Linked DNA regions of Mus musculus: regions 1, 2, 3, 5, 6 and 7 are each linked to region 4. Evidence: chromatin loops called from intact Hi-C (ENCODE). Cell type or tissue: left cerebral cortex. All regions are shown on one strand.

The links. Peaks named below come from ENCODE experiments on the same cell type or tissue, not always from the same donor. Only the 100,000 strongest peaks of a DNase experiment are listed, where the experiment ranks them.
Region 1: it touches region 4 in a loop (2.8-fold over the local background); 13 of 42 quality-filtered maps call a loop at or near these places.
Region 2: it touches region 4 in a loop (8-fold over the local background); 15 of 42 quality-filtered maps call a loop at or near these places.
Region 3: a loop joins it to region 4, with 2.5 times the contacts of the local background. A loop is called at or near these places in 8 of 42 quality-filtered maps.
Region 5: it touches region 4 in a loop (2.2-fold over the local background); 2 of 42 quality-filtered maps call a loop at or near these places.
Region 6: it touches region 4 in a loop (5-fold over the local background); 12 of 42 quality-filtered maps call a loop at or near these places.
Region 7: a loop joins it to region 4, with 2.3 times the contacts of the local background. A loop is called at or near these places in 2 of 42 quality-filtered maps.

Annotation. Positions count from the first base shown.
Region 1 is chr12:88,403,264-88,407,263 of GRCm38, reverse strand. The region is part of intron 4 of Adck1 (aarF domain containing kinase 1); the gene reads right to left. Among named protein-coding and RNA genes, the nearest start is that of 3200001D21Rik, 28 kb to the right of the region's middle. In left cerebral cortex, a CTCF peak has its summit at 1,962 (motif pointing left); DNase peaks (open chromatin) are centred at 1,961 and 3,522.
Region 2 is chr12:88,990,275-88,994,274 of GRCm38, reverse strand. All of the region lies in intron 3 of Nrxn3 (neurexin III), which reads right to left. Among named protein-coding and RNA genes, the nearest start is that of Gm40537, 20 kb to the right of the region's middle. In left cerebral cortex, a CTCF peak has its summit at 1,964 (motif pointing left); DNase peaks (open chromatin) are centred at 343, 1,927 and 3,303; H3K27ac peaks cover 1,360 bases.
Region 3 is chr12:88,720,307-88,724,306 of GRCm38, reverse strand. It overlaps a transcript of Nrxn3 not described here. Among named protein-coding and RNA genes, the nearest start is that of Nrxn3, 72 kb to the left of the region's middle. In left cerebral cortex, no CTCF peak of the experiment used is centred here; DNase peaks (open chromatin) are centred at 1,429 and 1,913; H3K4me3 peaks cover 1,794 bases; H3K27ac peaks cover 903 bases.
Region 4 is chr12:89,104,603-89,108,602 of GRCm38, reverse strand. The region is part of intron 3 of Nrxn3 (neurexin III); the gene reads right to left. Among named protein-coding and RNA genes, the nearest start is that of Gm40537, 130 kb to the right of the region's middle. In left cerebral cortex, a CTCF peak has its summit at 2,001 (motif pointing right); DNase peaks (open chromatin) are centred at 357 and 2,018; H3K4me3 peaks cover 401 bases; H3K27ac peaks cover 1,057 bases.
Region 5 is chr12:89,393,333-89,397,332 of GRCm38, reverse strand. All of the region lies in intron 9 of Nrxn3 (neurexin III), which reads right to left. Among named protein-coding and RNA genes, the nearest start is that of Gm40537, 420 kb to the right of the region's middle. In left cerebral cortex, a CTCF peak has its summit at 1,608 (motif pointing right); DNase peaks (open chromatin) are centred at 297 and 2,034; H3K27ac peaks cover 2,507 bases.
Region 6 is chr12:88,707,003-88,711,002 of GRCm38, reverse strand. No RefSeq gene overlaps it. Among named protein-coding and RNA genes, the nearest start is that of Nrxn3, 86 kb to the left of the region's middle. In left cerebral cortex, a CTCF peak has its summit at 1,569; DNase peaks (open chromatin) are centred at 1,636 and 3,015; H3K27ac peaks cover 342 bases.
Region 7 is chr12:89,381,016-89,385,015 of GRCm38, reverse strand. All of the region lies in intron 9 of Nrxn3 (neurexin III), which reads right to left. Among named protein-coding and RNA genes, the nearest start is that of Gm40537, 410 kb to the right of the region's middle. In left cerebral cortex, a CTCF peak has its summit at 1,519 (motif pointing right); a DNase peak (open chromatin) is centred at 1,538; H3K27ac peaks cover 221 bases.

The DNA.
Region 1 (4,000 bases), 700 kb after region 4:
AGTGACGTCATTCTCTTTAACTTCTCCTAAAATTTTAGGGGTGAAGGAGCCTCTGTCCATGGTTTCCATTTTGCTTGCTCTGTTTTCTTTTCCTTTATTTCAGTATAGCCTCACTCACATATCGCAGGCTGGCCTCAAACTCATGATCCCAGCATCTCGAGAACTACGATATGGATGTCCATACCGTGTCTACGTGCTTGGATCATCTGTAAACATGTTACATCCTGACTCGCTTGTGTCCGTGGAGAGACATGCCTATGCAGGAGTGTGTCTGCAATTAAAGACGGCAGTGCCAGTGTAGCTGACAAAGATGGCAGTGCCAGTGTAGCTGATAATCATTATGATCACTTCCTGGGCGCCACTAACCCTGAACTCTGCTTACTTTACTTGCCCACTTATAAAAAATAACCACATCTGCTGGACATGAGGGCGCATGCCTTTAATCCCAGCACTTGGGAAGGGGAGGAAGGCAGATCTCTGTGAGTACAAGGCCAGCCTGGACTACAGAGTGAGTTCCAGCACAGCCAGGGCTACACGGAGAAACCCTGTCTTGAGAAATAAAAAACAAACAACAAGGTAACCACATCTCTGCATCACTGAGACAACCAGGCTCAGCGTATCCTGCCTTTCTTTCTCCCTTATCTCTAGGTCAGTCTCTTCAGCGTCCCCTGCTCAGTCTCCTCTCCAGTTCATCCATGCCCTCAGACTCACATCCTGAAAAGAACATTGCAGGCCTTTCAGAACGTGGCCTCAGCTCCTAAACACTACAGTCTAGTCAACAAAGCTCAGCCACCTCCCAGCTTCTGCCTCCCCTACCACTACACCTTGGCTGAGCCCACATCACCCCCAGTGTGCCCTTCCTCCCATCTGTAACTTTGCTAATCCCGCTCATCTTTGAAGAACCTGGGTCACATGCCACACGCTTCAGAAAGTCTCCATTTGCTTGAATGAGATCCCTCTCTCTCCTGCAAACCCGTTGGACCCTCGTGTAACCGGGCATTACCTTGATCAACCTATCTCACACGATGGGGTCTGGAGTGAGGTCAAACCATAATTGGCCACATCAGGGTCTAAAACCTGCTCCTGTTCCCACATATGCCAGCTGTTTCTACAAGCAAGAAAAAGAAGGAAGAGGAAGATCAGGTGCTGAGCCTCCAAATCACAGGCTGTTATAACTGGAGGAGGCTCACACTTCTTCATAGGACTCATGCATGAGACCAAAGACTGAGAGCGGGTGGGGTGGGGGCAGAATGCTTGTTTAATGATCAGGAAGCAAAGAGAGATGAGGCTAACAAATCCCATCAAGGGTCCCTGTGATGGTCAGTCTTGGCAATCAATGTAATAATGGTTATCAGAACTGCCACAGAAATTAACCTGCTCCCAGTGTCTATAAATAATTCTCTATATTGGGTTAGTTGAGGTAAGCAGACACACCTTAAAAGCGTGTGGCAGGCTAGGGTCCCATACTGAATAAAAGGAGACAGAGCTAATCAGTGGTGTTCATTGTCCTCTACCTCCTGGTGACAGGTGCATTGTGACAGCCTCGGACATGCCGCCACACTTTACCTTCACAACGAGAACCAAATAAACGCCTCCTTTCCTAAGTTACTTCTTCTCACATATTTACCACATCAACAAGAAGAGTAACTATTACAGTTCTAGGTGGCCTAACTCCTCCCAGTAGGTCCTTTCTACTACAGGTGGATGGCCTGACTCCAAAGCTAGGGCCTTTTAAAACACAGATCTTTAGAGGACAGTTACTCAAACTTCAGCAACAGTCAACTGACTCATGACTCGGGCCTGTACCTGCCCCAATTGTGGTGGATATCAGTCTGGTCTCCTTGGACCATGCCCAAGAATAAAAAGAGCCTGAATCTCATCCTTCAGGGTACCCCTTGTGAGGAAAGGGCCAGGGCTCCAACACATATCCCTGACTTGTAAACTCAGGTGCCACCTGCTGACCAAACGAGATACTGCATTTGGACCTGTGGCCCTAAGAGTAGTCAGGAGAACAGCTGAGATACTCAACTCAGTCCAGACCAAGGTCACTTCTGAGACAGGAGAAAATGTCCCTGTCACTTTAAGCCCCACCAGCTCTTGGGCCTTCTCCTATTATTTTCTGCTGCCTTTCACTTAGCTTAGTGGCCCCCAGAACTCTTCTGAGCCAGTCCCTATGCACAGATGAAGACCTTCAGTGACCTTTTTCTCTGTACCGTGGTACCACCTGATGTCCAGGGGTAGGACCTCACCTGGAACCAAGTGTTATCAGGGGGCAAAGAACACAGCAATGATGTTGTCTCTGTCTTATATCCCATCCCTATAGTGGGGACACCCTCTCAGGCCAGCCTCAACAACCTGGAACAGGAAAAGGTTTGAATACACAAAAGACTCTCAGGGACTCTGTGGATGGGAAGGGTCCTAAAGAAACATATGAACCAAGCCTTCGGGACCAAAGCAGTATGCTAAGCTACAGCTCCTGCCTACGCCTGCCTGTAGTTTTTGAACTCAGGATGACCTTAAAGCCTGGCCAAGGACAAGAGAGCTAAGGAAACGGTGAATGCTGAATGTTCAGCTTCTTCTAGCTACATCCTGGGACCGGGGATGGAGCCCGCTGCTGCAGGGGTCCTACAGCCAGAGAGAGCAGGAATTTGTACAGTTCATCAACACTGTCCTTAAAGAGAGAGTTCTTCCCAAGCAGTTCATGGGAGGGGCTGGAAGAGGAGGGGGTGCAGAGTGAGTGACTTCCTCCGCCCTCACAGCCCCATACTCACCTACCCAGCCTCCCACACAGCCCCTTTCCCCTCCCCTCCGCCCACAGATGACAGAGCATGTCCCTAGAGGACAAACACCACTTTCATGGGGGGGGGGGAGACTCTGATTGGGTACCTATGGAGCCTGTGGTAAGAAACCAGAGGCTTCTAAGCTCCCCAGGAGTGAGGGACAGCCCATGTTCTAGTTTCATCTAGAACCCAGATGAGAGCATCACTATCTCGGGAGGACGACAGACAAACAGAGGCAGTGGTCACACAGCCATTAGGCTTAGTCCTACAAAGCTGGAGGAGACTGGAGAAGACACCACGAATCTTTAGGAGACATCTTCCAACCCCAAACACCCTGCAGCCAGCTGGGGGGCCCACCATGACTGAAGACACTCTGACTTTTCACCTCCCTCTGCCCTGGCCTGGTCTAGAAGAAGGCAGTGAACTGCTCTTGCCCCACTCCTTACTCCGAAGCTTCTAAGAGTTAATCTTCTCCCCCCCCACCCCCCACCCTCACATCTTCCCCTGCTGAGTTGCCACATGCCAGTAATGATGTGCTCAGCACTGTTATTACAGTGACTTATTTCGTTTTAGCTTGGGAAGGGGGATGAATCTCACACTGCTGGAAGCCAGAGGCCAACAGTCTCAGCAAGAAGCAAAGGCATGCTGGCTAGCACCAAGGCCAGCCCCGTGGTTCCTCTATCCGAGTCCTGCTCCCCCTGGCCTCCAGCCCTAAGTCAATCTGCCTCTCACTCCTTCTCCCTCTGGATGAAATGTTCCTCAGAGCAAGGCAGCTGGAGGCATCTGTGACTGCCCAGGGCCCCACATGGTCAGATCACGAGCCTCTCTGCAGGCCAAGTCATTGCCGGTACACAAGATCTCTTTAGCTGGCTGCTGGCTGCTTACTACCAGCTCCACAAGTCAGTTAAAAAACAAAAACAAAAAACAAAAACAACCCAAAACCTGGGAAAGGTCATTTTACCTATTAAACACTGATTCCTAGTATACACCTTACTATTCAGGTGCTGCAGGTCCAGCGGAAATGGACTGTCATGGTCTTCATCCCTAAAGGTTTTCTGATTTGCAATAGAATGGCCTGATGCCAATCAAGCGACAATGCAACCCTTGGAGGGGGCTGAGTTGTGTGGGCCTGATTCAGTCTAGGGTGGTCAAGGACTTCCCAGGGCGGCTACAGAGGATATGGGATAACAGCACCAAGCTCTCTGCCTGGCATCTGCTAG
Region 2 (4,000 bases), 110 kb after region 4:
AGTCATTTTCTTTAAAGGTGTGGTCCCTAGAAGGCTGGCCATGATTCGGTGGATGGTCCCCTCTGGTAAGTATATGGATAGCACAAACTGGACTAGGTGGGTTACAAAAAATTTCAAAAGATAATAGGAAGTTAGGATAAATGAAGGTGGGTGTGAGAGAAGTTAGAGAAAAGAGTGAACATGAATATTATCAAAATACCTTGCATATGTGTATAACATTCTTAAAGGAGCACTAGCATATGTTATATTTAAAAAGCAAACAGCTGGAGAGATGACTCAGAAACTAAGAGTGCATTCAGCTCTTGCGGAGTACTGGATGGAGCTCAGCTCCCAGCATAAACCTGGGGTGCCTCGCTGCTTTTAAGGATGCCTCCGGCCTCCGTGGGTACCTGTGCTAACATGCACATACCCACATGTGCACACATAAATTAAAAATAATAATTAAATCTTGGCTGGGGAGATGGCACATCACTGAACAACATTTGTCTGCTTTTCCAGAATACTTAGGTTTCAATCCCAGCTCCCATATGGCACCTCATGTCTGTCTGTAACTAGTTTTAGAGACTCCAGTATGGCCTCTTCTGCTCTCTACAGGTGCCAATCACACAAGCAGTGAATGAACATATATGCAGGCAAACTATGCATTTACATAAAAAACCAATAGATATTCAAAAATTAAATGATGCATGTAAACCAACTCTTTGTTGCATTTATGTGTGTAGCTGTATGTGTTCCTGTAAGACTCACATGTATGTTTGTTGTCCATGTGCAAGTGGAGACAGGGGTCAACCTTGGATGTCACTCCTTAGAGCAGTAGTCTACCTTACCCTTTGAGGCAAAGTTTTTCAAAGTCATCCGGACTTTATTAATTTGACTAGATTGACTAGCCAGTAAGTTCTAGGGGTCTTCTTGTCTCCATTTCCTCAATAATGAAATTATATGCACATATCACCATACCAGGCTTTCTTACGAGGCTTTCTTACGTGGGTCCTAGTAATGTGACTCAGGACCCCACATTTGCATGGCAAGCACTTTAGCGATTAAGTCATGTCCCCAGCCCTGTGGGAAGACAGGATTGATGATTGCAGAGAATTGTAGGAGGTTTTATCACTTGGGTTTTAAGAAATGAGATGATTACTTGCACTATACACCATAGAAATATTTTGTGAAAGTCCAAGAAGATGATAAAGAGCAATATAAATAAAATTAAGCACACATAGGAGATCAGGGAGAGGCACAAAGTGAAGTGTTTCCCCATAATTCACACAAGGAATCAGAAATAATAAGAGAGTTCAGAGGCATCAAGGAAAAGAAAGAAAGAAAGAAAGAAAGAAAGAAAGAAAGAAAGAAAGAAAGAAAGAGAGAGAGAGAGAGAGAGAAAGAGAGGGAGGGAGGGAGAGAGGGAGGGAGGGAGGGAAAGAAAGAAAGAAAGAAAGAAAGAAAGAAAGAAAGAAAGAAAGAAAGAGAGAGAGAGAGAGAGAGAGAGAGAGGGAGGGAGGGAGGGAGGGAGGGAGGAAGGAAGGAAGGAAGGAAGGAAGGAAGAAAGGAAGGAAGGAAGAGAGTGATCGTTTCTCCTTCTTCCCATGCCTTGATTGAAAAAGGGGCAATGACCAATAACTCCCTACTAATACAATGGGAATTAAAAGGTTTTATGCTTTGAGTTGGATATGTAGCTACGCAGAAACTGAGAAGTAGCCTCAACCCCTTCATCTTACCTCAGCAGAAATCTTCCAAGAGGTGAAAATCCATTGGCTGTTTTCACCATGGACTAGAATCACTTTCATCTTTATACCTCATGGGGAAGCAGAGTGCCATAGGGATGGAGACAGAATAAGGAGGCAGTGGCTTTAGAATAGGCAAGACACCACGGAATGCTACCTGTCAAAATACCCACATTTATTTGGGGAATCCCCAGGAGCAAAGCCAACAGACCGTGGAACTAGTGTAGTGTGCCACCTTCTGGTAGGATTACATATTACACAATTTCTTGATTCATGACTGCTCACTAGCTCTGGGCTTGGAAATAAAAAGAAACCTTTCAAAGCCAATGTTGTGTTTTCATAACATCTCCAAGACCAAGGCTAGACCAAGAATGACCATGATGAAATGTGTCTTTAACAGTTCCCATGTCCTTATTCCAAATTGGAACCCTCATTCAAGCTCCCATTTGACTATACAAGCCCAATGTTCTCAGTCAATATATCAATAGCCATGGGTAGCTGCTCACCTCCTCTAGCCATACTCTACTGCCAAAGGTTAAGAGGACAGGTAATGCATACATTGCCCTTACATGTGCATTTAAGTAGGTTCTGGACAATTACTGCAATCCAGGCACTATGCTAGATCTGATCTCATCTTCCAGGATCTTATCATCCATTGAGGAAAGCAGTGATGTACTTAGGTAATCACAAGTCCCTTCTTGGGGTAAAATGTTCATAGTAAAGGAAGTCTAGGTAGGAAAAACTACCACTTATGGTTAAATTAGTCAGAAATGGCAGTGTTTGATCTCTGAGTTGAAAGATAAAATTTTAACAAAAAGAATCAGAGAAAAATACATCTGGAAAAGTTAAAACAATGCACAAAAGGCAAAAAAAAAAGTAGACAATTAAAGACCTTTTAATAGAATACCTGTACCAAAGCATACCAGGGGAGAATCGTGACAGCTACCACCTACCCAAACTCCTTTTAAAATGTGATCTTCATCACCTTCAGTTATTGCTGCTATGAAGCCCATTTTCTTGATGGAGAAAGTGAGTCTTTCAGAGGTAAGGATTTAGTTTATTGTGATTCCATGTTTTGTAAGGAGAATACACAACCTAGGGATTCTATCCCCTATAGCCTGGATGGTAGCAAGTACAATAAACAAAAGAAAATGGTTGCAGCCATTTCATGGAGGGCAAAGAATCCTTTCAAAAGCAGAGCAGGAATGAGTTTTCAAGGTGGTCTTCTTCACTGTCTATCCATCCAGACATGGTGACTCTTCGCTGGTTATTATCTTTCTTCTTAGAGACATACTCTAAGCTATCCAGCCATATATTCACAAGCTTGAAATCCATAGTAAAGTTATCTCTTCTTTCCCCCAGTGCATTTATCTGTTTGTTTGATTTTTCTGCTCACTGCATTATATGTTATTAGGCCTTAGGGTGCCTCCGTGAATTAAAGCGATACAGTCAAAATGTATGATTAAAAGGCTGAGAGGCAATAATAGCAACATAATCATACAGAGCATTCATATCCCACTTTAACATCTGTTGTCTCACTTACTCACAGAAAAATCAGCAGCACTCCGAGCCGGGAATGACAGAATGTTAGCAACTCAATTTTACCAGTGGGAACATTGAAACAGAGAGGTTGGCTAGTTTGCCTGGGGCCACAGAGCAAGTGATTGGAACTGTCACTAAATCTCCTAGCTTCCAGCCCAGACTTGTTTCCACAGAACTGTGGTCTCTCTACTCAGGAAAGATAGGTTTAGGAGATGAGAGGGCCCAGGTTTCTTACCTCAGGGAGTTTTGGGTACGGCACCATGGACAGAGAACTCAAGGCTTTTTGAGGGGGAAGCGGTTTGGTTTAGGTGAGTATGTTTGGACATGCACCACTATATCCAACTCAGCATCATCCTTCCATGACACACAATGCTACTCTCCAATTTAAAGCTCTCAAGCTAAATTCTCTGATGCTGACTAAAGGGTATGCTCAGAAAACTGTATACAGGCCATGACATAAAAATCACCTCGAAATAAGGCCAAGACTAGAAGAGGAAAGCCGCATTTAGGTCGAAGCAAACACAAACACTAATGGAAGCAGCTGCTACGTCTTCACCAGGTAGTCTGGGGCAAGTTAGCCATAGTGACATTTACCCTGCACTACCCCTAATAAGCCAGCTACAGTTAGCCAAGATTCTCTCTTTTCACATTCCAACATATTATAAGGACCACCTCCCTTATAAGCTATTAAATCTAAAAATAATGCTATTTGTCTGTGGAGCTGTGGCTTTGTGTCA
Region 3 (4,000 bases), 380 kb after region 4:
TCACTAGCTTAGGGAAGGATGGAGGCTGGGGGGTAGATTTGTCTTTCCATTGTAATCAGTACAATGTTTTTTAGAGCAGTTAAGTTTTGTGGTTAAGAGAGAGAGAGAGAGAGACAGAGAAAGAGAGAGAGAGAGAGAGAGAGAGAGAGAGAGAGAGAGAGAGAGAGAGAGAGAGACAGCTCAAACTCTGGATACAACACAGAGCTTTTTTTGAGGGGGGGGAGAAAAAGAAAAAGAAAAGAAAAAAACAATACATCGAACCAAGCTTTAAGGTCACTCAGAGCTTGCAAAACCCACAGTGCTTACACAGAGTGCAAGTTTTCAGACAAGCTTGCTACTAAATCATTAATATAAACAAATGGAAGGCAGAGGAGGGAGATTTCCCTTGTAACTGATCCAAAGAAAGGAGTACACATACACTTGTGCACCTACACACACACACACACGCACACACACACACACACACACACACACACAACCTTTTCACCTCTTGAGTGTGCCTCTTCAAGATAGTAGGAGTCCAAGTTGAAATTTTATAAAGAATGACCTTTCCACACCCCTCCAAAAACACACATATGAGTGTACACACACACACACACACACACTTCAGCTAAGGGAAATCCCTGTCCCCATCTAATTTTGCCTTCTTGTGATTCTCAAAGTCCCTTCTTCAGGAAGAGAGAGAAAGTGGCTTCAAAATGTCAAGGAAAAAAAGATCAACCTAAAATGAAGTGATAGACACGCATCATTTTGGATTAATAATCCAATCAAATAGGAGAAAGTCATAAAAAAACAAATAAGTGATTTTTAAAAAGAGGAAGAATATAATAAATCTAAAACATTTTCTGACTTTCCTAACGTCTCGAGCCAAAGAACACAACTTCCAGGAGAAACCAAAGTAAAACAAGAAGAGTTGAAAATCTATTCCCGTGGTCAGTTGTGGTCCTCAAATACAGCGTTTAAAAGAAAAAAATAAAAAAGGAAAAGAAAGAAAAAAAATCTAGGTTGGTCGCTCCCAACAGAAAACTTCTATCCTCTCAGGTGCAACCTCTTCCCGGAATGTACAAAACCCGGAGTCGGTTTGCCTCCTGCCTGCCTGCCTTTTCCCCCAGAATCTTACCTCTGGGTTGAACCGAAGAGTTGGGAATCTGTCAGTTTGGTGTTTAATCAACTGAGTTTGCTGGGTGTTTCCTCCTTCGAAAGATTCAAATCCCAGAGTCTTTCTGACTCCTTTTCCTTTTTCTTTCTCTTTTTTTCTCTCTCTGGGAGGGAGTGGCAGGGAAGAAGGGAAAATGCTGGAGGTGCGAAAAGCAGGTCCTGTGTGTCTGGAGCTGCCGGTGGCTGCGTGAGGGGAGGATGCTTTGCCTCTCCCTCGCTCAGTGAGTTGCATGCAAGAGGAGATGTGTAGGGCTGCGCTCTGAGCCAGAGACTGCCAGAGGAGCCCAGGAATTTCACGCACTCCAGAGTTGGCCCCTCCCTCTCCCACACAGACCCCGGCATTTAAAGAGACAGCTAGGCTGCCTGGCTTAGGGCTTCACCTCCTCCCTGGGTGTTTTACAAACAGCTGAGAAGATATTACCAGGGAAGGGGCGCTCTGAAGCGAGCTCTCTGTGAGTGAGTATCATTCGCCCTCACCCCAGCCTGAGAGAAGAGTTCCTCTCCAGAACTGGAGCAAGACTCCAAATAAAGATTTAAAAAAAGAAAGAAAGAAAGAAAGAAAGGAAAAGAAAAGAAATCCTCACACTCCTGCACTCCTGTACAATAAAAGGACTGCCCACCTCCTCCTTGGTGCACTTGTTCACTGCTGACTGAGGTAGAGAGGATACTAACCTAATGTGTGCCTCAGTTTCTCTGAATAGTCACTTTCCTTTGCAAAATCAGGGCAATCTTTGAGCATCTGGTGGAGTTCGAGGCTGTAACTAGGACAGGAAACCATTCCTTCAACAAACACCTCTGACTGCTGGATCTAGATGAGACACAAGGGCAGGCAGCCAGGGACATCGAAATGAAAGTGACAAATGATACTTCCATTCAGTGGGCCCTCACCCCAGAAAACAGACCCACAGTATAGCTAAGTCTATCCCAGAGCAGCTGAAAGCCAAAGGATGTAGAGACTAGACTCAAGCTTTAGGGGGTCAGAAGGAGGTGTCTACCCTGACTTGTACCCAGAGCACAGGGTCCAGGCATCTCTACCACACTCCAAATCCCTCAGAGATCTGTCACCAATTTGATAACTAGTCTCTGTGAGGAAGCATTCCCCTAGTCCAGCTTAAACAACGGATGACAGTGGGTGGCAACAATCACAGAGGTTTTGCTCAGTGTCAGACCTTGGTGCCCATAGCAAGAAAACATCCCCAAGTCCTTTCAACTCCTACCCCATCTTTACAAGGATGTATTCAAACAGTGATGTTCTTCAGGCCAATGCCAATGGCAATAATAGCCATTAACAGCTGTCAAGCATTGCTACAGACCAGCATCTTTTTCAGTCCACTGAGGCTAGTACTAACTGGAGTCCATCTTGAGCTTTGCAAATGTTTCTGGAGACCCTGTGGACAGAAATAGCTGGCCAGAAATTTAAAACCAGGTCTACATAAATCCAGAACTAGGGCTACTATGCTTCCCCTCCCAGGATGGCAGTTATTAGGTCTGTGCTTCCTGCAGCACACTTTCCCAGCATCCTAGCATTCTCCCACCCCAGGCATCATTAACGCTGTGTGTCCCAAGTATCAGGCTCACAAGACACCAAACGTATCTGTCACGGTCCCTGGCCCAATAAATCTTCAGTCCTTTGGATAGAGGTAGAGGTGTGCTCATATAAAGAAAAGGAAAGTAATATAGAATAGTGTAAAAGACATCCAATGGGACTGTCAATAAGTGAGCAGTTATTCTAATCTGGAGACAGAATATATTAGGTAATAATATAATATAAGCATAGTAAACTAGCTGCATTTGGGCCAACCCTAGGTGGTCACAGACAGTCGCAGAGTCTATATTATAGTGTGTTTGGCCGTTTAGATAACAATCTCACTTGTGTGTGTGTGTGTGTGTGTGTGTGTGTTCCATTCTTCAATACCCCCATGCAACCAGCACACATAGGAACACAAACAAATATGTCTTCATGAATTAATCTTATATACAGATTTTCAACTCTGCCTGTTTACTCTAGACCTAAACTGTCCTGGTTCCACATCTAGGTCCTCCTTAGCAAGCCTTCCTCAAAGCCTGTGTACCTTATTTGTTCCCAGAATACATCAGGAAAATTCAGAAGATGTAACCCATCAGTAAAAGGCTCAAGGAATGTGAAGACAAAAGCCTTAAGGGGAAGGGTTGGAGAGATAAGTCAGTCAGTCAATGAAGTACTTGTCAGGCAGGCATGAGCACCTGAGTTCCCCAGGACCCATGTAAAAATCCGAATGCAGTGGTGTGACTTATAATCCTAGAACTAGGGACATAGAGACAAGCATATCAATGAGACATACCTGCCAGCTAGCCTAGCTAAATCATGAGTTCCAGGTCCCAGTGAGAGACTCTATCTCAATAGACAAGTTGTGTGGCACTGGAAAGATGGCTCATTTATAAGAGCACTTCCTGCTCTTACAGAGAACCCAAGGCAGAGTTCACTTCCTGGTAACCACTTTGGGGAAGTTAACCAATGCTTTATAACTTTAGGTCTAGGGCATTCAATACACTTTTCTAGACTCTTCAGACATATGGCATACACTCATACAGACATGCACATACATACATACATACATACATACATACATACATACATACAAACACCTTGATAAAAGATAATAAGGCATAGAATGATCGAGAAAGACATTAACCTCTAGCCTACGCATTCACTGGTGGGGTAAGTGCGCACATGCGTGCGCGCACACACACACACACACACACACACACACACACACACACACACACACACAACCATGCACATGAATATTCACAAAAGATAGAGTAGCAACAAGGCTAAGTACCTATAATAGTAAAATGCCCC
Region 4 (4,000 bases):
TTGCTGAACTCCAGAATGGCGGTGCCCATGCCCCTAATCACCAGAGTAAATTCATCCTTTCCATGTACCAAAACTGCCTCAAGTGGTTCTGGGTCCATGTAAAACTAGGCTTTGGGGTTCAGTTACAGAATGAAAGTCTTTCGCTGTGAGGCTCACCTAAGTAAGCTCCACAAACCCAGAAAGAGTGCTGCATTGCTGAGAAACGTTTTTTTTTTTAATTGTAAATGTAATCATTCCAAGTGTAAGTTCCTCTTAGTCTCACAGTATCTCGAAAAATGACTAGCATAGTTAGAAACACTCCCTTCTGTTCCTCAGCCTTAACACAGTCTTAGCATGCCAGCAGATTCAGTATCATCTTTGGACAGACTTCATGGTTTACAGACGCTACCTGGTTGCTGGGATCTCATAAAGGAGAAGGAACAAGCTAAGCCTTTTCATAATCCTGAGTTATCTACCCTTGTTACCCAATCACCCCTCCATATCCCAAGCCATCTCATCAGTGATCAGGTATCACCATGTTGAAGTTTAGGTGACATAAAGGTCCTAGAAATAAAACTACAAGCCCCACTTCTATGCATGATCCAGCTTCCCTTACTCTCTCTACAGTCTCCACCTCACACCAGAATTTCACCTCAGAACCTTGTCTATGGCTTTCGGGCTTAATTAAAATAAAAAGAACAAAATGTTAGTCCTTCTTTCTTATAAGATAGGAGGATAGTTTAAAACCCAGAAGAAAGGGATACAAAAGGAACCTTGAGGATGGTGGGAGGGACACAGGAGGAGGAACCTTGAGAGGATGATGGAAGGGATGCAGGAGAGTAAGCCTTGAGAGAATTGTGGGAGGGATGCAGGAGGAAAATACTGTAAGAGTGGAGAGAGGCTCGGAATGGGTATTCTGCAGGTTATACAAAGATAACCTGGAACACCTTCCCTAACTACTGGTCCTAGTATTATTCTATACTCATTCCTGAGCCAAAGGGCCTCCAAGCTAATAAAGCTAACAGAAGAAAGACCAGTCAGAACTGACAACATAATGTTCCTACTATGAATAGCAACGATGCTTGCTACCATTACTATTATTCATAATAAAGCTATTTGTGCCCCACTCAATACGAGGTTGAACAAGCCCATTAAGAACAGGAAACCTATTTCCTGACCAGTACTGTTTACACACATCACGAGGAGACACTTGCTGGCTGGGAGAGCCCCATTTGCTCTAACACAGACTTGGCAGAAACCAACGGAATGAAAATAAATCCCTCAAGTAGAATTGCTGTGTGGTCACTGAGGTCATAGATCCTGTCTGGCTGTGCTATATGCTAGTATGAAGAAACAGCAATGACCAAGGTCACCTTGCTGTCATGCTGAAGACAGGGACCCTCCTGAGGTCAGCTGAGCACGATCTAATTTGCATAAACAACTCTTGGGAAAGCTGTGAACTAGTAAGGTAGTTCATTACCTACACTGTTAGTCCTGCTTCCTTCATCTGGCCCTTGTCCTGCTCCCCCCTTGACCACTGAGAAACCCACTCTCTGCAGGGTCCTCTGAACCATAAGACTGTCCAACCCCACCACCCTACTGCCTCCTCAAGATTCCATTTCCCTCTGTCAGTTTCTCTCAAGAAAAGGTTATGCCTAAGTGACTCATTTAACAAAACCAACAGTGATGTTTAAGGGTCCTCAATGGAGGGTCGCAAGATACAATGCCCAAGCCAGTTAAGGAAGAAGACCAAATCACATTCCCCAGGGACATTCCACTCAGACAGAAAATTGAAGGATCCAAGCAATGAATCCATAACAGCTACATTCCAAAGATCTGTGACAAGTTGCGACCACTTTGATACAAGGGGCTTGTGGAACCTCTGCCTTCTCCCCTTGAATGATTCCTATATTTTCAGCAGTGCATGGCTTTGTGCCCTAAGGTTGGTTTCCTAGGATGTACAGCGCTCCACATGTTCGCACCAAGTGAAGCTTTCTTCCCAGCAGAGGGCAGCAGCCGCCAGAGGCTGGAGCACGGTGCAGCCATCTCAGAATGAGAGGACAGAGGCAGAAGGCAGGAGGGTGGGGGCTGGGAGGCAGCAGACCGGGTTTGCCACTTCATCATTTGTTGTCAGCTGTCACCTCTGGTACGATCTGGCTTTCCAGCCACTGCCCCCATAACCTAGTACTTTCTGGCTGGACTGCCTCACCCTGATCTGCCAGTGTGAAAGGCTTTGGGTTATTAATCTGACCCGTGGAGCAAAAGCACATTTAAACCTCTTAGCTTTCCCTTACTCAGCTGCTGACGCCACATGGAAAACTGGAAGAAAAAGAGAAAGACCAGAAAAGATCCAACCTAGCTCTGCTCCCTCCGTCAATCTGCCCAGCTCTTTATGCAAAGATGGGGCTGAGGAGGGTCCACTCAGTGAATGGATAGCCACTACATATCTTATCCTGGGCATCAGCCAAAACCAGCAGCAACATCACACCAGTCAGAAAATCAGGCTTTCAGAGTGTCCTTTTGGGGTCAGCAGGCTTAGCACAGGATGCCAAGATTGCTTTAGACAAATGAAAGCAATCAAGCAAGAAACAGAAAAGAACTACATAGAAGAGAGTTATAGGTGAGTAGATGGTGTTCTGGATGTTGACGCAATAGGATCTGCTGAAATGCATACCCAGGGTCTAATGTTTGTCATGCATCCCACAGCCCATTTTACTTGACTTAATTACTGATGCTGAACTCACTGGTCTATATTTTTTTTTCCTTTCCAGTTTTCTTCTATCTGTAGGTCACAGTTGAGGCCATGGCAAATCCCTGATTTCTCAGTGAGTTTACCAGGATGCCCAGAGTTCTGTTTATACCTCATGGAGAGAACCAATCGCCCACCACCATCATGCCCAGAGTTGCTGGAAACTTCATTATTGGCATGTACATAGTGTTTTATAATATCTGTCCTCTCACATTTTGTATCACAGCAGAACATCATCATGACTCCATAAGATAGTCATTATTAGACCCATTTTGCAGACAAAGAAACCAAGGCACAGAGATTATCACAAATGGATAGTAGTGACAAAACTGGTAGTTTTGTGGTAGTTTCAACAGCTCTATGCTACCACTTTAGAATGCAACCTGACAGTCTAAATCCCTTCACGCTGATCACTAAAAGATTTTGATTGTCCAAGCACTACCTGAGGCAATGCTTAGATGCTTTCAAAACTCTTTCACACTAGGAAAAAGCTCTTCTCAAGTGATCAGTTTTAGGGGCAAGCCAGGGGGAAAGCCTACAGTTCCAAGAAATTCTATAGGAAAATTGAAAATAACTTTATTCAAGATGATATCTGAACTGAGCAGAATAGCAACACAAGGCATGCTCCTTAGTGTTCTACTTGATCACTGAATGTTAACTGAGACTCTGCTATGTTCAAAGGGTCATCTTAGAATTGGAGGGTAGATGAAATGAACACAAGATATCACTTGTACTAGACAGGTTCATACAATCTGTCTAGAATAAAACATACAAAACAATATAAGACAACATATATCAAACACTAAATGAGTACTGTTAATAAGTATCTTAGAACTCCGGCAAGAGGAAATACCAAATATTAGGTTGATCAGAGAAGGCTAATAAAGAATTGGGATGTAATGGGAATTCTGGAAAAGAGATCCAGTAGAAAGATTCTAAATACAGATGTTGGCAGAGACTGGCTCCTCCCACCATCCATATATGCCAAGTACAATGGTAGGCCCATGCATTATTTAGTCAGAGAAGTGCACAAAATCTACACTGAAGACTACACTCCATTGAATGAGGACAATAGGAGGGGAACTAAGGAATGCACTGTAGATTGAAGGACCCCCAAAACCAGGCAAAGCAACTAGAACTCAACCACAAGGAAGAACCAATCACTTCATGAATTTCTCAACCAGCTGTCTCCTAGAGAGGTGGTGGTGCACCATAAAAAGCCTAAGATGTGCCCATGGGGGAAAATAAGGAGAGCTATATACAATAAGTGGG
Region 5 (4,000 bases), 290 kb before region 4:
CTTTTCACACTCAGGCTATGATCTTTGTTCAGTTTTCTCACAGCAACTTTGAAGAGCTGACATATTGACTGTGGGAAATGGTTACTACCCCTCTGCTATTCTCCATCCACCCAAAATCCAACCCCACACCTCCTCAAGGAGCTTTAGAGAAAGAGCTTGAGAGAGCTGTTTCAATGATAGACTACATTACTTAAAGCAACAATATTTTCATTTTTTACACAGAACAGAACAGCTTGAACCGAATTTAAACTTGGTTTTGGACATCAAACATACTTTTGTGCTATTACTGTCTCCTTATCTGCTTCGTGTGGGTCATTCGGTACATTTAAGAATCAGTGTTTAGGCTGGAAGTCCTTGAGTGACATCTGTTCACCACCCACCAAATTCATACATTTGCTTTAGAAAATCTATTAGGCACTCTACATCGCCAGGGTGAGGCACAGGTTTGGTATATTCTGGACCTTCCCTCGTTTTCACTTCCTACTTCTTGGAGCTACACAATGTTTCCATCTGAGAGTCTGAAACTACATTTTCATCTTTGTGTGTGTGTGTGTGTGTGTGTGTGTGTGTGTGTGTGTGTGCATGTGCAGGTCAGAAGTAGACATTAGGTATACCCTATTGTTCTTTACCTTGTTCTTGTGAATAAGTATTCCCTTCAAACTGGAGCTCACCTGTTCAGCAAGAATGACTCTCCAGTCAGCGCCAGAGATCTCCTCTCTTTACCTCCAGGCAATGGAATTGCAGTCATGCCAGATCTAGCCTTCATGTGGATGCTGGAGGTCCAAACTCAGATCTCCACACTTGCATAGCAAGTGATGACCAAGCCATAATCCCAGATCCCAGTGTTATCTTAGTTTAATGGATGGATAAGTGTTCACAGGGAGGCTGAGTAACTTGCCTGAGAACACATAGGTGCCAGGCCTGGACTATGACTCTATATGCCTCATTCTGAAGTCTGGAAGTCCAGAGGCTACACTGCTGCTAGCTTCAGAATGAATACCCATGCCCTACCGATTCAATTTTATAGCAATGTACTTTAAATATGTATGCAACCACCTTCTCATTTATTTACCTTCTGTAAACATCATACATTTACCAGTATATATCCACACTTTCTTGATGCCCATTTCTAAAGCAAAACCTGTCCTTGTTTCCCCTGGCCAATTTGAAGGTATAGGTCCTAGGACTGTCCCTGATCCCCTGCTCTTTTAAATGTTCATTTTAACTTCTAGCCCATACTTCAAGGCATGTTTTACCCACCTCCTCGAAAGTGACTCTTCTAGGAAACCTAGTTTAGTAAGAAGGGGACTCTCTTCTCTAATCTTTGGTCTTAAGAACCTGTAGACTTACATATTCTTGCTATCTAGTTATTTTTAAGTTCTGTGTCTTACAAATCAATAACAACTTGAGTTTTGATTAGTCTATCATCAAGCCACAGCAGAAGCTTAGTAAAAGACTCTACATGTATTGCCCTTGAGAAAGCTCAGCAACCATAAACATTTATAATCTCATTAGTTGGTTGAAATAAAGACTCTATTCTAAATGCAGCAGATTGAAGATATTCCCTGCTTATTGAAATGATCCAGTTCAGTGTATTTACCCATGCCAACCACCAGAGGGCTGACATTCCTTTCTTTTCACCCACCATCAGAGATGTAGTCTGAAAAATTCTGGGAAATGCTTTGCTAAATCATCTTTGGTGACGCTCCTTTTTCCATGCTATTTAAGCCATAACATAGGGCCCCAAACTTTGGCTTTATTTTCAGTTGTAGGTGATGGAGTAAGTTTCTTGCACACTGTTAACTGAAGTCTGTTAGTAAACTGATGGTATTCCAGGAGTAAGAAGAGATGAGCAGGTGGGAGCAAAAGATCAGAAGTATCACTGTGCTGTGAAGCCCATGTGTCCTGTCCACATTCGGCATAGCACCTTTATGTTGTGTGGGATGAACCCAGGGGAACCCTACAGCTGCCTCTCCTTCTTGGAGGATGAGACATCTGTTCTTAGAAAAGCTGCAAGGGGGATTCTATTAATATCTTTTGTTCACTGAACTGCCCCAAATATCTCTAGAACCAGATTTCTTTCCCATGTAAAAAGACAGCCTACCCCAGTTCTTTCTGAAATCTTCTGACAGCTTTACAAGTAGGGTGGTGAATGACCTTTCTTCCTTTGTAAAAGGTGTGTAGAGACGGGCCTATTCATAGAGATCTGACAGAGCTGACACCTGCTTCTCCAAAAGTGTAGCTTCTCTCTAACCACACTCCACTGACATTTATAGAATATGATTATTTTTGATAGTAGGGAACAAAAGGGGAAGGGTAATCAGAATTGTAAAGCATAGGCTTTTATCCAGCATCCCCCACGCTGAAAAGTGAATCTTATTTTCAGGATGGATGAGCAGCACCCAGAGGCAGAACATTACTCTCTTTTCCTGAGAAGAGATGGCTTTGCCTTTGGGTTCCTGTCTGCTCCTCTACATTCTCATTTCTCCAAGCTTTCCTCTTCCCCCAGATCTATAGAAGCCATATCCAGGCAACTCCACAAAACTAATAGTTTCTTGAGAAATAATAAAGTGCTCTTTGAGCAGTATACTGGTCTGCTCCCTTAAGTGCTGGGGAAAGGCCATCAAATGCTTATCGAGTTGCAACTTGAATCTCAGGCTTGACATGCTGGAAGTTAATGATTTTATTATGCTTCATGGTTTATAATTCAATCATAAGGCATGGCAGGTTGGACACATTCTTTCAGACAGTTAAGAATGAGGAGGACTAAAGACTGCTAGCTTTACCAAATGGTCATTAACTCAAAACATGTTTAAGCAAGACACACTTGGGGATTGGAGCAAGGCTCTCAAATACAGTTTCAGTGCCTGTGGACCTCTTCACACTTACCTGTCAGACAAAGAAAAAGGCTGTAGAAAAGGTGTCGTGAAGGAAAAGGATTGACTTACCTGCTTTCCAGCTTCCTTGGCCAATGGTACAGTGGCAATATTTGTACTGTTTGGATTCAACTTGCAACATTAGGAATGGATACAGTCATGTAACAGTACCATACCAACTCATGTCTACATGCAGTACTATTCAAAGCATGCTTGAGACCACATGGTACGTGGAAACTGGGTGCAGTATTTATTATGGTAAAAATGAAAAGAAGTAAATATTGAATCAGAACAGAAAATATATAGGAAGGATAAAGGAGGGAGTGGGAAGGAGTCTTCTCTAATTGGCTATGTTTATTTCAACTCCTTTCACTCACCATAAGCAAATTCATTTTCACCTCACTGCACCGCATTCAGGGGACACTGAGGTAACCTTGGAGCTCATTAGAAATCCAATGCTTATGTTTAACTATACCCCAGAGAAGCCATGTTAGGAGATAAGTAAGATAGATAAATGCATGGAAGGATTTCATCATATAACCACCTGTTTATGAGCAAAACCCAATCATAAAAACACCTGTAAGCAGAAAACACAGAGGCAATATTTTGTCCTTTTGACATCCATGATGGTATTTAAATCCCATAGCAGCAGCAGATTGTAAAGAACTGATTGTAATTGTCATAGTTAACCATATGCACTTCTCCACTATATTGTATAGCTTTGCAACTGGCAGACTCGATCAGGTATAAAAGAAACAGAGCTTTTAGAATCCCAGGAGATGGAGGAAACGACCCTTATCCAATTCCACTCATTCTAAATTACTGTGGGTAGAGGTACGCTAATTCCCCAGCCATTTCAAAAATGGAAAACATTCATAGACAGGACACAATCAGCATCTAAATTCATATTAGCTTTGGGTTTTTGGTTTTTTTTTTCCATTTTGAATGAGCTTTTGAAAGGGGATGTTGTAAAAGAATGGAGATGATGGGCAGATAGGATGCTTATGAGCACAGAAGCAGATGTTTTTAAAGTAATTTCTTGAAAGAAGTGGAATGGCTGCATGAAGGAAAGCAGGCGTATCTTATAGAAACAAACTTACCTGGAAACTGAAGATCTGTTCATT
Region 6 (4,000 bases), 400 kb after region 4:
GTTCCAGATAAAATGTATATAAAATTTCAGTAATGACATTAATAAGTCTCATTCTTAGAAGTCATTCTGTAAAATGGAGTGAGACATTTGCTACAGGGAGGACAGGAAAATGGGAAAATCAAACATGCAATACACACTTTTGAGGCTCAGGACACATACACACTCTTTTTAGCCTTTGGTGGTTGAGTACTGAAGGCAAGGGACTATGGCAGCAGACCACCTACTATCAAATCCTGGCTTTACCATCTACCAGCTGGGAGATCTTCGACAAATTGGAAAATATTGCCTTATTTTGAAATCTTTTAAACAGCTACAGGGCCATGGAGATTAGTCAGTGGGTAAAGGTGTTTGCCACCAAATCTGACAATCTGACTGCGATTGACGGGACCCACAGGATGGTGAGAACTATCTCCTGAAAGATACTGGACCTCCACATGCATACACCTATGAACCTACACACATACACACAATGAATATATAAATTGATTGAGTATAATTTTAGAACGGTTTAAATAGTTACAATAATAGTTGCTCTCTCTTCAAAGGTTGTGATAATTAAATAATTTAACTTATGTAAAGCACTTAGAATAAATCACAGAGTCTGGTAAGTGTTGTATAAGTATTACCATATTCATCCCCAGCTGCAACCCTTCATGAACATTCATGCACATATCAACATCAGGCATCCTCCCAGACCACTCCTCAAGGCAATCAGTGCAAAGACCCCTGTGCAAATTGGATGAGGCAGATCCCAGCAGGAAGCTGATTTCAGACCTAAGCTTAAAGAGGTTTCAAAAAACAGGCAGAGGTGAAGATGCAGTGCATGTAGAATTGTAGAAAACTATAATTCCTTTAGAATCTCATCAAGACTCCAAATAAGCATCAGTACCTAACCACACCCAGTTTACAGAAGTTATAAAAGGAGGCCCCACATCCTCTAGGCACTTTCTCTGATATCTCCTTGGCTAGAACCATTGTCTGAAGACCAGTGATCTTACTAACAAGATTACAACATTTGCTAAGAAATACAACATTCTGGGTTCACCCAGTTGATCCTTATGAGCCTTAAGTGTGCCCAAGCCTAGCATACAGTTTAGCATACTAACAGTTTGTGGAATAAATGAATTATAACTCTTTGTTTGTGCTTCCAATAAATAATAATACATTCACTGAAACTAATCAAAGCACTTACTTTCATTTTCTCATCATCTAAACCAAAAACTGTAATAATAATAATTGTTATTATTATTATTATTATATTATAATAAATTCTAAAACAATCAGTTGGCGTTTTATAATAAAGCAAAGTGTGAAATCTTCATTAATTTTAGGTTGGACATCCATTCTATAAGTTTAAAGATCTGGTTTCATCTAAACTCTAATTTCATATTGTCCCATTCGTGGTGCAAAACAAAGAAATTTTTAGAACTGAGGAGACAATTTCCCCTCAAATTTCGTAGAGAGGGATATTGTCTTCAGCACCACGGAGAGCTCCCAGGCGGCTCCGCAGGGTACTGAAGAGCCAGCATTCTTCACAGAGTGTCACCCAGACTGCACACCGATGACCCCTAGTGAAACCCCATGGCCGCTGCAATTCAAACCCTGATACTCAATAAAAAAAACTAGTAAGTCTGGAGAGAATGGGCCTGGAGACAGCTGACTGATCCGTGCAGCTACTTTTGTGCCAACTCGGCATTTTTATTTCCCTTTCACCCCTCCCCCACCAGAAGTTAAACGTCCAAGTGAATTCAAAAGCTGCAATCTAAACTGTGATCCGATCAAGCTGGTCACACCAGACAAAACTGATCTTATAGGAATGGTGACTTTATCCATTTTGGAGAACAGAGTTCATTACAATAATAAGAAACAGAATAAGAAATAAGCAGAAACGGGAAGAAGAGCAGCCACAGCAGAACTGGGAAAGAATTCACTTTACTATCATTTTGGAGGATTAATTCTAAGCTTCCCTCCAATAAACATCATTTTTCACTCTAGTGGGAGGTCCGGAGTCTGAAATTATTCAAGTTAACTTTCAGAGTGCATCTATCTCCTCTTGCCAAGCTCAATGATATTTGTTTAATTGTCACTTGGCCTTCTGCATAGTTCACTGTGGAAGTCCACACACTAGCAACCAGATAGTGAGATATGGATGCTTAGGAATGACTGAGTGTGTATAGTACACATCTTGGAATAACTGCAGAAAACAGGAAAGTAAAAAGGAACCATTGCCAGAGTAGGTTGAGGAGTAACAGAGATGGGGATTGCAGGCTACAAGGGATCTGATCAGAGAAAGGAAAAAAAGGGAGGTTCTTTAGACAAAATAATAATTGTATCTGAAAAGTCCTATGGAATCATACTGTTAACTCTTTATGTAAAAAAAGCATACAATAATATGCATAATTCTGTGTATGAATATATAGAGATTAAATGAACTTTCCCCATTTGGGCTGACAATGCTTACACAAAGAGAAAAACCTAAAAAAAAAAAAAAAAGAGCTGAGACCACCTAACAAAAGCCCCAATACCAGACATGAGAAGCCTTCTTTGGAAGGCTTTGTTGTTCGGGGCTGTCCAAGAGACTCCCAAAACATTTCTGCTATTCCCCTTGCTATTCCCCCAGAGCGAGAAGGAACTTAAGGTTCTATCAAGTAATATGTACGTCAGGACTAGGGTTTAGGGATGCCTGAGCTGGAACTGTCCTGAATGAATGCAGGAAAGGGAAGGAAGAAGTTATGTAATTATATTACAATCTCAAAAATAAAAGAAAAATAGAATGTGAGCCTACAAACACACCCCACCATAAGCTGTAGTTTTCTGTGGCTCTACATAGAAAGGGAAACTGTGTGGAGACAATTACGTGTGCTTCAGATAATGGGTTATTTTTAAACCTGGCCCCCTCTAGGTCCTTTGCCTACCAGCCAACATAAGTGGGAGGATTATATAATTACTTGGAGTCTTCTCCTTGGAGATACTAAGTATTTCAGGCCACATCCCTTCAGCCACCTCCTCAGTGGCAGCCACAGTGTACTGATCACCTTTTCTGAGTTACTACATGCTTTCACACCTCTATTCTTTGCCCATGCTGCCCCCTCAGCCCAACACCCCCTCTTCACTTTTCTTCCTTCCAATCTCCTCATCAAGCTAACATTATGTTCATGCCTCAAAGCTCAGATCAAAAGCTACCTCCTCCATGATGTCTTCCGAGATGTCGTCTATAACCGCCTTCCACAATAACCATTTCCTTCCCTAGTCTTATCTTACATTAGATCTTTCTGTTTCCATGCCCCTATCCAGATTTAACCTCACAGAGAGCAGGCATCTCTCTCTTTTTTGAAGTATCGTCGGCAATACCATCACACTGTGTGGCTTCTCATTCATCACAGAAGGCTATAATACAGTTTTGAATTGATGAGCGATTGAACAAAATTGAACAATGGAAAAGGGAATTTGTAATGTTTTTCCACAGTCATCTTTAGCTAAAATCTTGAATCAAAAGTAACTTGCAAACTGTGTTTACAGATCCATTATGCCCACTGAAGGAGGAAAGGGGAATAGCTAACTAAGCCTTTCACATAACTGGCTAAGGCTACGTTCACCGTCTCTGTGGATGGAACAGATATTCCTTCAATTTGGGGAAGTCTTAGTAACTCCTTTGCCCCACTACTGGGATATGCCCAGAAGAAGCACAGTTTCTGTACCCCAGTTATGACCTCCTGTTGCTTGGTGCTATTTGCCACCATATTCTTATGTGAACTTGACTTCTAGCCTCTCCATAATTGTATCACCACTGGTTTAATAAGCCCTGTACACATTCTACTGTGTTTTAGAGCCTCGAGTCATGAATCCTTCAAGCCATTATCCAGGGTAGCTGAACACAGGAATGTGGCTGTGAACACTGTACATGAATATAGCTGTTTAGAGTCAGGATCATCTCTTGCTGCCACCACACAAAGGACAATGCACTATTAGGAACAGAGCACTCTCCAATTCCTGTGAAAGC
Region 7 (4,000 bases), 280 kb before region 4:
GTTCCTAAAGTGTCCCTAACATTAAGCTAGTTGAGCAGTATATGCCTTGACTTTCCAATCTGTAAAGTAGAAAGAACACTACCAATTTCTCAATGTTATTCTAAATTAAATAATCCATGTAACATTGGACACTTGGCAGATAGCAACAAGTTCTTAATATATGTCAGCTGCTGTTAGTGTAATAGCTTAACATGCCTGATTTCAATTCTATATGACAGGCACATTTCCAGGAATGTCTATGCATCAATAGTCTCCAGACATCGAGGAAGTCTGCACAAAGTTGTAAGAATAAATTAATATTTTCCACAGAGGCTGTTAACCTGAAGTCATAGTGTGATTTAGAACAGGTTTTCTGGAGGATTTCTAAATAGAGAGATACTTTAAGTCTTGGTCAATGGAAGGAAATTTAAGAAAGTTAAGCAAGTTAGACTTGACTCCAAAACTCCAGGATATCATCTGAGCAGTGGAGACAAAGGGATGAACAAAAAGACACAGAAGTTTTGCTTTTCTTTTCTTCCCATGGTGAATACTGCATCTGATGCCTAATACCAAGAAGGAATTGTGTTACTCACATCTATCTATATTTCTTTATCTATTACTGCTCAGGTAAACTATGTTTAGCCATCTTGGTCTCCTTACATACATCCCCATCCTTGGGACCTTAGCAAACAACTGGAAAACATGCTGTCCAATATAACACAGATCTGAAATCATAAAGCAAGACTTTGCTATTTAAATATTGGTTTTCTTGAATACTGCTATTTTGCGATCTACTTTGAAAAAGTGGGTCTTCATGAAAGCTGGGAGCTCAAATAACTGGCATATTTTCACACATGACCAAATTAAGAATCAACTTGGAAATGGTCAATCTAAAGGGAGAGTTCCATCTCTAGTTCTGAAGATAGCATGGCTGACATTGAGAGGAAACAGGTTTTCTCAAAATACACTTCCCCTTTCTAAAAGGAATCAGGAACAATGTTATAGGACAGTATTCCTCACTCTTCTCAAGTAAGAAGCATTCTGTAATAGAAAAGGATAGGAATTGGATTGGGAAGTATTTCCACTTGAACACTGGGAAGGATCGAAGAGACCATTATCCATAGCTGGATACAATGTGAAGTGCTTAAGGGAATAATGTCTTTACGGTTTCAAATGTAGTCTTAATTTTATGTGTGTCTGTGTGTAGTGTGCATGTGTGTGATATGTGCACAGAATTGCAGTGCCTGAGAAGGCCAGATAAAATCTGAAGTTACAGGCTGTGTGAGTCCCTTGACAAGAATGCTGGGAACCAAACTCAAGTCCTGTACAGGAGCAGTACCTTGCTCCTAACTGCTGAGCCATCTCTCTGGCCTGAATAAGTATTTTCAAGTAAATAAATAAAGATATCATACATGAAAAGTTTTAATATTAGTAGGAAGCTGGCTGCTATTTTGAACTTAAAGGTGATTTTCTAGAAAGAAAAATTTGAGCATTAAGGCTAGAGATGGAATTCTGTGTAAAACAAGCAAGTCTCTTACACAGGTGGACAGTAGGTGGCGATACAAGTTAAGGAGTAAGTCTTAGCCTAGCCTTAATGAAATCAGACTTCCGAGACAGAGCCTTAGGTGCTCTGCTATTTTGTGGACCCTCCAATGTTCAGTGCAAAAGAAGGGTATTCGGATTTTAGTTGGATCCTGAATTGCAGCAGAGAAGGTGTTAACTCCCACACACTGCAGGAGCCAACCACAAACCTTCCCCAGTTTGAGTCTACTTAATATTCCCTGCCTAACTCTGATGTGGAAACCTTTCCTTCCCACCAATGTAAACCACACATACCTCAATATGTACCCTACATAAAAGGCACTAATTGTGCAGTGGAATGAAACCAAAAATAGAAAGTTGTGAAAAAATTCAAGATAGAGCCCAGAAGACATAGATGATTTAATTTGCCCACCATTTTCCCTTCCCAGGAGCTCTAAATTGCAGCATTCAGTTGCAGCAAAGTTATTATTATTATTAAGCAGCCTATCTGCAAACTGTCCACAGTAGTAGAACATGGTTGTTAAAGTGCACATTGTCAGTCCCAGCACAATGCACTAACTCAGACATATTGAAAATGAAGGCAAAGAAACAAAATATATGTTTCAAGTATTAAAGTGGCACTGGGAAGTAGAATGGAGTTAATTCTTGTGTTCAAGGAAATTAAATGGAATTAAGGGAGTGGTGTCCTCAGGGCAAGATGCCACACAACTAAGCTTATTGTTTATGCATTTGCAGTTGTACCATAGAGAGTTATATCATGTTTGCCATTATTATCACCTGGTTATTGTCTTCATTGAGACATAAAGAGATATGACTGTGTGTCAAAATGAGAAGGGATCGATTGCAATAGCTATTCTCACTTGTCAACTTGACTATATCTGGAATAATGGCAATCCAGAACAGGTATAGATCCTGTTAAAAGGAATTAAAGAAAATCTTAGGTTCCAACATGGTGGCACATGCCTTTAATTCCAGGAGACAGAGGTAAGCAGACCTCTGAGTTCAAGGCGAGCCTGTTATAGAGCAAGTTTCCAGTAAAGAAGAGCTTGGGTTCAGGCATGGTGATATAGGTCTTTAATGCCAGCACTCAGGAGACAGAGCATGCAGATCTTGGATTTCAAGGTCAGCCTAGTCTACAGAGCAAGCTCCAAGAGAGCCAAGTTTAGGCAATGAAGGGAATAACAATAATAATAACAATAACAATAATAATAATAATAATACTCATGAGATTTAATAGAATGAAGAGGCTATGTTCCAGCTCCAGCAAGCAGCAGAACTTGGCAGCTATGGCCATGTGGTTCTGGCTTTAGAATCAAAAATAGAAGGGGTTACTGGGACAATTAATGCTGGTTAGCTGGAGCTAAGAAATTATCCGTGATTAAGAAGAGATCAGCATCATTGAGGTTAAATCTTCTCAGAAGTGTTTTCTGAGAGCAAAATGAAGCTGTGTTCTAGAGATAGGCTTCATGCTAGCAGCGGGTAATCTTTAAGAATTACCCAGGTGGTTCTTCTTTAGAAGGCATGAGGGGGTCATCAAGAGCAGCTGAGACTTGGCACTGTAAGAGGACACTGGTGAAGGTCCAGCCTCAGTTGCAGTTGGTGGCCAAGGAATGAAGGGGCCATGCAAAGAATTTGAGGCTTGGCACCATGAAGAGAGCCTATGAGAGGCTATTGATGAAGGCTAGTTGAAGTGAAAGACTCCAGAAAATTGGTGATGCCAGTACTGTGGAATGATCACCAAGAACAGCAATAGTAGTGAAGTTAGAGCCTAGAGTTCTACAGAGGGTGAGCTGGAGAAGTCATCCAAGCTCTTTAGAGGAGCTCAGAAGATCATGTATGGATCAGACAATGGAACAAGATTCTATGAAGTTAAAGTTCCCTTGGAAATCCCAAAAATGTTACAGATGTCAGAGTTGTGGGATACATCCTAAGAAAAGCCAGTAACAAGGAGTGGAACAAGGCCAAGAGAAAGAATTGTGTTGTAGTCAACAAAGCTGAAAGGAGTTGGTCATCAGACATGGAGATGGAGTTTTGAGCTTGCCCAGCTGGATTTTGGTTTTTCTTTGGTCCAATATTTCCTTACTATGACATTTTGGAATGTGATATATATCCTGTGATGTTAATACTATGTGATCTGCTTTTTTATTTTGATTTTATAGGGGATCATATTTTAAAAATTACAAGAATCTCAGAAAAGATTTTGAATTTAGGACTTTAAAAATATTTTAAGACTTGTGATAGACTATGGGGACTTCTGAAGTTGAATTAAAAACATTTTGCATTATGTTATAGTTAAGTCTATGGGGGCCTGAGAGTGAAATTTGGTGGTTTGAATAGGTTTGGACTCAATGGATTCATGTGTTTCAATGCTTGGCCATAGGGAGTGGCACTGTAAGGAGGTGTGGACTTATTGGAGTATGGATGGCCCTGGAAGAAATGTGTCACTTCTTTAAGGTCTCATATAATCTCTAGCTATATC